2 separate regions of the Homo sapiens genome follow, and region 2 is linked to region 1. A link is a contact called in ENCODE Hi-C or POLR2A ChIA-PET data. All regions are on one chromosome and are shown on one strand. Each heading gives the region's core, a stretch centred on a gene start or an enhancer-like site at or near the end of the contact. The rest is flanking DNA. Distances are from core to core; before and after follow the strand shown.

Region 1 (3,986 bases), core at 1,344-3,843:
AAATAAAAAAATAAGTGGCATAGATGTGTATAGGACTTTGAATTTTTCTTGGGGACTGACATTCTAGGGGCAGTGGCGAGTCTAAACTTACTATTGAGTACAATGTCCATGCCTGCATGTACTTTTGGGGTGAGAATCCTCAGGTTCTCAAGGACTCCCCAACTCCAAGAACCACTGTGGTAGAAACAGATGACTACAACCTGAGAACTTTCACAGAAGCAAATTCTTGCCTCCTTGCCTCCCCTCTCTCCCCTGCAGGGATTGGAGTTTGGAATCCTGCCTTCGATGTCACCCCCCACGACCTCATCACTGGTGGCATCATCACAGAACTGGGGGTCTTTGCCCCTGAGGAGCTCCGGACAGCCCTAACCACCACCATCTCTTCCAGGGATGGAACCCTAGATGGACCCCAGATGTAACCAACTCAGCTCTCCCTAGCCTGCCTCTCTAGGTTTTTCAATACATTTCTTGAATGGCTACCCAAAAGCTGACCGTCCAGCCCCTGACCACACTTGTTCCTAGTGCAGGGAGCTCAGACAGGGCCTTCCATCTAGAGCCCAGCACCTAGAGCCAGGCTGCCCAGATTCAAATCCTGACTCCGCCACTTTTCCCACTGTATGATCTTGGGCAAGTCACTTCACCTCTCTGTGCCTTGGTTTCCTCATTTATAAAATGTGGATAACAGGCCGGGCGCAGTGGCTCACACCTGTAATCCCAGCACTTTGGGAGGCCGAGGCAGGTGGATCACAAGATCAGGAGATTGAGACCATCCTGGCTAACATGGTGAAACCCCATCTCTACTAAAAATACAAAAAATTAGCCGGGTGTGGTGGTGGGCACCTGCAGTCCCAGCTACTTGGGAGGCTGAGGCAGGAGAATGGCGTGAAACTGGGAGGCAGAGCTTGCAGTGAGCCGAGATAGCGCCACTGCACTCCAGCCTGGGCAACAGAGCGAGACTCCGTCTCAAAAATAAATATAATTAATTAATTATTTAATTAAAAAAATAAAAAATAAATGTGGATAATACTAGTACCTCCCTCTTAAGGTCAGGGCTGGAGCTAGGGTGACATCTCCAGGGCAGAATTTTAAGAGGACACCAAAAAAGCTCAGCAACCAAGATAAAAAATATTTTAAAGCAATATTTTGTTTTGGGTTTTTTTTTTTTGAGATCAAGTATCACTCGTTACCCAGGCTGGAATGTAGAGGCGAGATCTCAGCTCACTGAAACCTGTGCCTCCCCGGTTCAAGCGATTCTCCTGCCACAGCCTCCTGAGTAGCTGGGATTACAGGCATGCGCCACCATGCCCAGCTAATTTTTCTATTTTTAGTAGAGACATGATTTCACCATGTTGGCCAGGCTGGTCTCGAACTCCTGACTCAAATGATCCCCCTGCCTCAGCCTCCCAAAGTGCTGGGACTACAGGCATGAGCCACTGTGCCTGACCTTACAGCAGTATTTTTTAAAAATCAAAATTAATGCAAAAATCCATGATGAGGCCAGGCTTGGTGGCTCATGCCTGTAATTCCAGCACTTTGGGAGGATCCCTTGAGCCCAGGTGTTTGAGACCAGTTTGGGTAACATAGGAAGAGCTTGTCTCTACAAACAAAAATTTAAAAACAATGAGCTGGGCATGGAACTCACACCTCTAGCCCCAGCTACTCAGGCTGAAGTGGGAGGATGGCTTGAGCCCAGGAGTTCAAGGATGCAGTGTGCTTTGATTGCACTACTGCACTTCACCCTAAGCAACAGAGTGAGACCCCATCTCTTTAAAAAAAAAAAAAAATCCATGATGAACAAAACAAGTATTTGTTTGAGACGGGGTCTCGCTCTGTCGCCCAGGCTGGAGTACAGTGGTGCCATCTCAGCTCACTGCAACCTCCGCCTTCTGGGTTCAAGCGACTCTCCTGCCTCAGCCTCCCGAGTAGCTGGGATTACAGGAGCCTGGCACTATGCCTGGCTAATTTTTGTATTTTTATTGGAGACACCATGTTAGTCGTGGCTGGTCTCCAACTCCTGACCTCGGGTGATCCGCGCCCCGCGGCCTCCGAAAGTGCTGGGATTACAAGCGTGAGCCACCGTGCCCGGCCTAAATAAAATTTTGAAGAGGCTAGAACCCCGCACTTGTGCCTTGAGCTTACTGACCTCAACACCCTGGTTCCACTAAAACTTTATTTACAAAATTATGCTGCCGGTCTGCAGGATGTAGTTTAACAATTTGATTATTTTGGATATTAAAATATTTTTTAAGTCTTGAAAATATTGTTTACTATTACCAAAGTTTTTGAACCTTCTTAAATTCTGTACCAGAGGTGAGTGCCACACCCTAACCTAGTCTGAGTTTTTATGTGTAAAGATCATAAAACGTTGTAAGTTTTCTAAAACACATAAGCTCTCAATAAACGTTAGCTTATCATTGTCACCGTTTTGTTCGTAATGTTTGAAAACTCCAACTGTGATCCACTACACTACCCTTGTGGGATGCTGTCTCTTTAACTCTGTGCCACGTTGTATCCCGTGAGTTCTTGCGTTTTTCCGCCCCGCTGTATCCCATGGTTCCCTGTGCCTTCCGGCTACGACTGCTCACAGTCCCGCCTCTTCCGCTGCGTGCCGGACCATGGCGCAGGGGCAGCGCAAGTTTCAGGCGCACAAACCCGCAAAGAGTAAGACGGCAGCGGCAGCCTCTGAAAAGAATCGGGGCCCAAGAAAAGGCGGTAAGGAGCGGCCCGGGGACTTGGGGGCGAGGTGGACCCCCGGCTTCCCGGCCTCACGTGAGCACATCTTTCCCCAGGTCGTGTTATCGCTCCCAAGAAGGCGCGCGTCGTGCAGCAGCAAAAGCTCAAGAAGGTGTGCGGGGGCGAGAGATGGAGCCCGGAGGGCGGCGAGTAGCGAGGGGTGGAACCCGGAGGACGGCGAGGGGGGATGGGTGGAGCCCGGGGATCAGTGAGGGGAGAGGGTGGATCCTGGGGACGAGCTAGGAGCGAGGGGATAGAGCCAGGGGCCGCGTTAGGAGCGAAGGATGGAGCCCGGGGCGCAGAGAGGGGTAAGAGGTGGAAGCTGGCGAGGGATAGGGGCTGGGGGACGTGCTAGGGACGAGAGATGAAATCTGGAGGCCGGCGAGGGAAGGAGCACAGGGATCGGCAAAGGGCAAGGGATGAGGCCTGGAGGACTCCCAGCTCTGTGGGCCTCCCTTTTCTTCCTTGTGCAAGGGGTGCAGGAACACCACTTACCACTTCAAAAGGGCCTCGTAGAAGCAAGACCTGCGGCCCAAAAAGGGTTCCAATAACGTCAGCCTCTTGCTGTTACTGTTTTCTTTAATTGAACTCAGGAAGACAGCGAGGTGACATGGGAAGGGAATTGAAAGCCCAGCTTTGTAAACCTAGAACAGCAGAGGGCTCAAAGAAGTGTGAGGGTGCGTTGGTTATCGTCATTTTTTTTTGAGTCAGGGTCTCACTGTTGCCCAGGCTGGAGTGCAGTGGCCCCATTATAGCTCACTGCAGCCTCAGCCTCCTGGACTTAGGCAATCTTTCCGTCTCAGCCTCTCGAGTAGGTAGAATTGCAGGTGCTCGCCAATACGCGGCTAATTTTATTTTTTTTGTATTTTTGGTAGAGACAGGTTTCACTATGCTGCTCGGGCTGGTCTTGAACTCCTGGCCTCAAGGCATCCTCCCGCCTCTGCCTCCCAAAATGCTGGGATTACAGGCGTGAGCCACCCTATGGTTGTTTTTAAGTGCAACATTTATATGTAGATGGGTAAGGTTGAGCTTGTAAAGAAGTTGGAAGGAGATTTAAAACTGGTTTTGGTGGGAGTCAAACCTGGGTTTGAATTGTACTCCACAGTAAACAGCCCTGTGATCTTGAGCAAATTGTTTCGTCACCCCAGAGTGTCGGTTTTCTCAGAACTGGGTACCCACTGGCCCGCTTACCTCCGTGGAGTGGGGAATCTCATGGTCACCTTGCACTCAGCATGTCCAAAACCAAATTCCTG
Region 2 (4,653 bases), core at 1,417-3,916, 430 kb after region 1:
GCGTCACACAGCCTCACATGCAGGTGGAGAGGCCACCCGCCAGGAGCCCAAACTGCTGGATGCAAACACACTCCCGTGCAGCTGAGGCGCCTGTAGGCTCCTCCCCAACGTGCCCACAGGGTCCTCCAAGGCCCCCCAGGAGAAAGGGCTCCCCTGGGCAGGCTGGGAATAGAAGCTGGGCTTCGAGTCCCCCCCTTCCACCCCCTCCCTGCAGGCTCCACAGCCCAGGTGTGCTGGTCCCCAGCTCCCCATCCTCCCCAAGCCTGGGCGCCAGCTACACCCCCAAGAGCAGGAATCAGCGTGGGTGATCACGGGGTACGCAAGCGCCCAGAAGTGGGGATTGAGATGGGCGCCCCTTGGAGAGAAAGAGGGCCTGCAGGGGTGTCCCAGAGCAGATGCCACACACACATGGGGTGGACCGAGCGGGGCCATGAGGGAGGTCACCAAGCTGGGTAGGAAGATGGTGGCAAGACCAGCAGGAGGGCCGGGACCCACATGTGAGCGCACACGTATGTCGCACACGTATGTGGCTCCGTGCACGGGTGCGATCGCTGCCAGCCATGGAATTAGTTCCCTTTTCCGAATTCCAGATGATTTTTCATCTCTGTAATTAATGGGCAAGTCAGTTCTGAACGGCATGGCAGACAAATTGCTAGTTAGGAAAATCACGGATAATTTTCTCGATATGATAATGAAGGTTGTAATCCTTCTCTTATTCTCCCTGTTTTCATCCTACTTTTAAGTAATAAATTTGGCATTAGTGGGAGGGGAGCAGGGAGGAAGGAGAAGTCACCTGCCCCCCAAAGCTGGGGCCTGACAGGGACCCACGCAGAGTCCCCTGCCGGGGGCAGACAGGAGAAGAGAATGAGGGGTGTGGACCCTCCGTGGGGTTGATCAATTCAGGGGGCCAGGCCCTGGAGAGCAGGTGGAGGGCACGGAGCTTTCAGGCTGTGAGCCAGGGTGAAGGAGTGGGGTCTGGGGTCAGGTTAGACTCATGCCAGCCCTTGGGGTGTTGGAGAGAGAAGCAGAAACCAATGGTCTGTCCCCAAACAGCATGGAGGTCAACGGCCCGGAATAGACATTCACCCTCAGGTGTGCCCCACTGGATCCGACCTCCTCTAAGCAGTGACTCCCTACCAGGATAAGGGAGCCGGGCAAGCAGAGAGGGGAAGAGAGAAAGACAGAGAGAGATAGAGAAAGACAGAGAGAGTGAGAGAGAGAGAGAGAGAGAGAGAGAGACAGACAGAGAGAGAGAGAGCGCGCGAGCCAGCCATCTTGGCAGCCATTTTGAACCCCTCCCCCTCCTGCCCCCAGGCACACATGTTGGGAAGTGGGATGTGGGAAGACAGACCCCAGCTCTGAGTCCGGTGGAAGCCAGGCGGAAGGGGGGGCCCTGCCTGGAACTGGGATACAGAAACACCCACGCAGCTGGCATGGCTGGGGGTGGATGGGGGTTGGAACAGGAAGAAAGGGTCCAGGCAGGTACAGTGAGGTGTTGGCCAGGGATGGGGCAGTGTGAGGACCCGGACTGGAAGTGTAGAGACAGGGGTGTGTGTAGCCAGCGGCTGTCTTCAGATGGGGGCCAGGGGTGCACTGGAGAGATACCTGGGAGGGCATTTTCTGGACACGGCTGGAGCAAACACAGCATCCCCCCACCCCACCACTTCAGGCCTGGACTCGGGTCCCAGGACCGTCAGATGGGAGGATGACAACCAAACCCTCGCAGCTCAATCCAATGCGCACCTGGGGTGGGGGTGGGGAGCTGTCCTCAAAGCACGAATAATCCGAGTGGATCAAACCTGCCGGCCTCCCGTGCTTTAACCCGGCACCACGGAGAGAAGGTGCTGCCCGGCTGCACCCCCTCCTCCTGACAGCGGCGCCCCCCGGACTGCGGCCGGCTGGACACCCAGACGGACCCCTCCCCATCCCCCGCGCCACTGCCTCCCAGAGAAAAACAACCCCCTCGCCCAGCATCCTGTGGTGCCAGCCCCCGACACGGCTCCTCTGGGGCGCGGGGCCGGCGCGCGGCGCGCACACGCACCCCCTCCGCTCACACCCAGACACCTACACAAACAGGGCGCCAAGCACCCGCGCGCACACGCACCGGGGACACGCAGGCACCGCCGCGCCGCTTCCCCACAAAGGCTGGCGCGCGCGCGGGCACACGCAGCCACGCGCGGGCACACTCGCGGTCCCCTCCCCCCGCCAGGCACCCTGCGGTAGCCCGTCCGCACCCCCGCGCCCCGGGCGCTCCGTGGGGGCCGCCCCTCCCAGGCCCCTCGCCAGTGGGGGTGAGGTGCGGGCTGCCCCCGACGCCCCTCCCGCTCAGGTGCGGTGCCCCGCGCGGCTCCCGTGTCCCCTCCCCCCTCGCGGCCAGGACAGGCCCCGGCCTCCCATCCTTCCCGCCTCCCCTCTTCCACGCGCCCCGCACACCTGGCCCAGGTGCGGCTTCGCCCCTCGCCCTGGGCCCGCAGACACTCACCTGTCCAGCGCCTCTCTGGGGTCGGCCCAGCGTGTCTCTCCTGCGGCTCGGCGAACCCGGGCCCCCCGCCCGGCACATCTCCCGGAGCCGGGGCTGGGGGGAAGCGGGTAGGAGGTGGCGGGACGAGGGCGGCCTCCGTGTCCCTTCCTTCCCCTGGCCCAGCACCGCCGCCGACCAAAAATTAGGAAAAAAAAAAAAAAAGAAAAGAAAAGAAAAAAAAGAGGCGGATTACACGGATCCAAAGGCGGCCCCCTCGCGGCGGCGGAGGCTCGGGACTGGGGGCGATCGGGTCTGCGCCCCTCCCGGGGAGGGAGGCGGTGGGGCGGGGGCGGCGTCAGAGCGCCGGGGGCTGGGGCGAGGCGGAGCGCCCCGAGGCGGCGCCGGCAGCGGCCCGCATCTCCCCCGCAGCTCCGCGGCCCCGACGGAGGCGGCACGTGTGCGCCCAGGCGACTTCCCAGCCCCCTCCGACGCCGGCGGTGGACGAGGGGTTAACGGGGCAGCCGGGGCGCCCCTGCAGGCCCCCGCCGCCCGGCGGCGCCGCTCCGGGGCCCGCGCGGCCCCATCAGCCGGGGCCTCCTCGGCAGACGGCGGGGCGGGGGCACCGCAGCGCCGACAGCTCCCGCGCCGACGGCTCGGGCTCCCCGCAGTGGCCGCGGGGAGCTCGGGTTGGGGGCGGGCGGCGCGGAGCTGGCGGAGGGGGGCGGCGCGGCTGGAGGCGGGTGCCGCGGCGTCGCGCCCCCGGTGCGGCCGGAGGGGGGGCGCCGGGCCGGGCCCGTGGGCACCGCAGGACGCGCGGACCGAGCCGGCGCCGGGCACCAGCAATGACAAGCCGCCTGCTCGCCCCGCTCCCCGGCGCACCCGCTCCGGGAGGGGGGCGGTGGGCGCGCGCAAAACCCGGCCCGGAGTCGCCGCCCGGGACTGGCCGCCGCAACCCGCTTGAGCGCCCCAGGAGCCGGCCCGAAAACCCGGGCTGGACTTTCCTTCCTTTCGCCTCCTCTCGCCTCCTCCCTGGAAAAGCAGGGAGAGGGAAAGCGACGTGCTGGAGCCCCGCGTTGGAGCGGGGAGTGGGGGAAGGGAGACAGGCGTAAGGAAGACCCGGAGCGGATTTTCCAGTGAAGTATAAGGAAAGGCGCCGAGCCCGGGGAAGGAGGGCGCAAATGGGGAGATCTGGAAGGGTTGTGCAAAACCCGAGTTGGATTAGATAAAGATGGGAGGAACGGTGTTGGAGCGGGGGGTTGGGGGGTAGATGCGACATGGCCAAATGCACCCGGGGCACGCAAATTTCGGGCCGGATTCTTTCTCGGGAGACGGAGTAATGCGTCAGGCCTAACGCAGTGGAAACAAGCAAGACCCGGCCCGGAACTCCCGGGACCTGGGTTCGCATGGTGGGGGGTTCTGGAAGGGGGATGCTTAGTGGCTGAGGCGACTTGGGCTGCCCTCATCTTCCTGGCAGCGACGTGCAAGGGGGACGGGCAAAAGGAGGACTGGACTCGGGTACGAAGGGATTTGGCGCGCTGGCTGCACCGGAGCGGACAGGTAAAAGCGGTTTCTGGATCCAGGGGCGCTGCGAAGGGAATGCGATGAGGCCGCTACCCTGGGAGACCAGACCTACAATAAAAGGCGAGGGAGGCACGCAAAGCCAGGACTGGAGCGCGGGACGGGATGAGACCCTCAGCAGAAGATCCTGGGCCACCGGGACAGGGGCTTGGAGCTGACCGGGCAGCAGGGGCGGAGGGAAGCGTTAGGGGGAGGTTTGTACCTGTAAACGCCTCAAAGTCTTGCTTTTGGGGAGGGGGTGCGAGGGGAAAAATTGAATTTTATGTTCTCTAAAAGAGTAAAAACCCGGCATGGATTTTCAACACCTAACAACTCCATTGCAGCTGGTGGACTCTAAGAAGTAGGGCAAGAAGCAGGCTTGGGTTCCCAGGCATCAGACCAAGTGAGGCGAGGGGCAGGTTTCGGGTTGAGGCTGCAGAGGGAGCCCCCGCACCCCCTCTCTGGGGTGGGGAAGGCTGTTGGACCCGGCTTGGCTCTCTGGAGAGCGAAAGTTATGACTGCCAAGACCTATAGCTGGGGCTATAAAACTGGGCCCCAAGCCAAAAATAGGCACTTCGGCAGAACAGGCAACTTTGTGCAGGGTGGGGGCTGGAGGGAAATGGAAGTGGGAAGAA

Evidence for each region. Hi-C counts contacts between places; a loop is a spot of excess contacts on that map. ChIA-PET counts read pairs that join two places held with the same protein, here RNA polymerase II (POLR2A). Pooled maps may share reads with other maps.
Region 2: a loop to region 1 is called in a pooled map, with 10 times the contacts of the local background. The contact joins the promoter of ADGRL1 here to the promoter of C19orf53 in region 1. A Hi-C loop is called at or near these places in 6 of 50 pooled maps. POLR2A ChIA-PET finds 5 or more read pairs at or near these places in 2 of 52 experiments (CD4-positive, alpha-beta T cell and activated naive CD8-positive, alpha-beta T cell).

What each region holds. Positions count from the first base shown.
Region 1 is chr19:13,771,863-13,775,848 of GRCh38, forward strand. C19orf53 (chromosome 19 open reading frame 53) reads left to right here and starts at 2,594. Exons shown (of 3, transcript NM_014047.3): 1 at 2,594-2,712; 2 at 2,790-2,845. The coding sequence starts at 2,616. MRI1 (methylthioribose-1-phosphate isomerase 1) reads left to right here. Exons shown (of 6, transcript NM_001031727.4): 6 at 259-2,420. The coding sequence ends at 419. RefSeq lists enhancers at 2,285-2,354, 2,425-2,624, 2,601-3,130, 3,131-3,659.
Region 2 is chr19:14,203,503-14,208,155 of GRCh38, forward strand. It overlaps ADGRL1 (adhesion G protein-coupled receptor L1), which reads right to left and starts at 2,667. Exons shown (of 23, transcript NM_014921.5): 1 at 2,483-2,667. RefSeq lists silencers at 3,281-3,340, 3,361-3,460.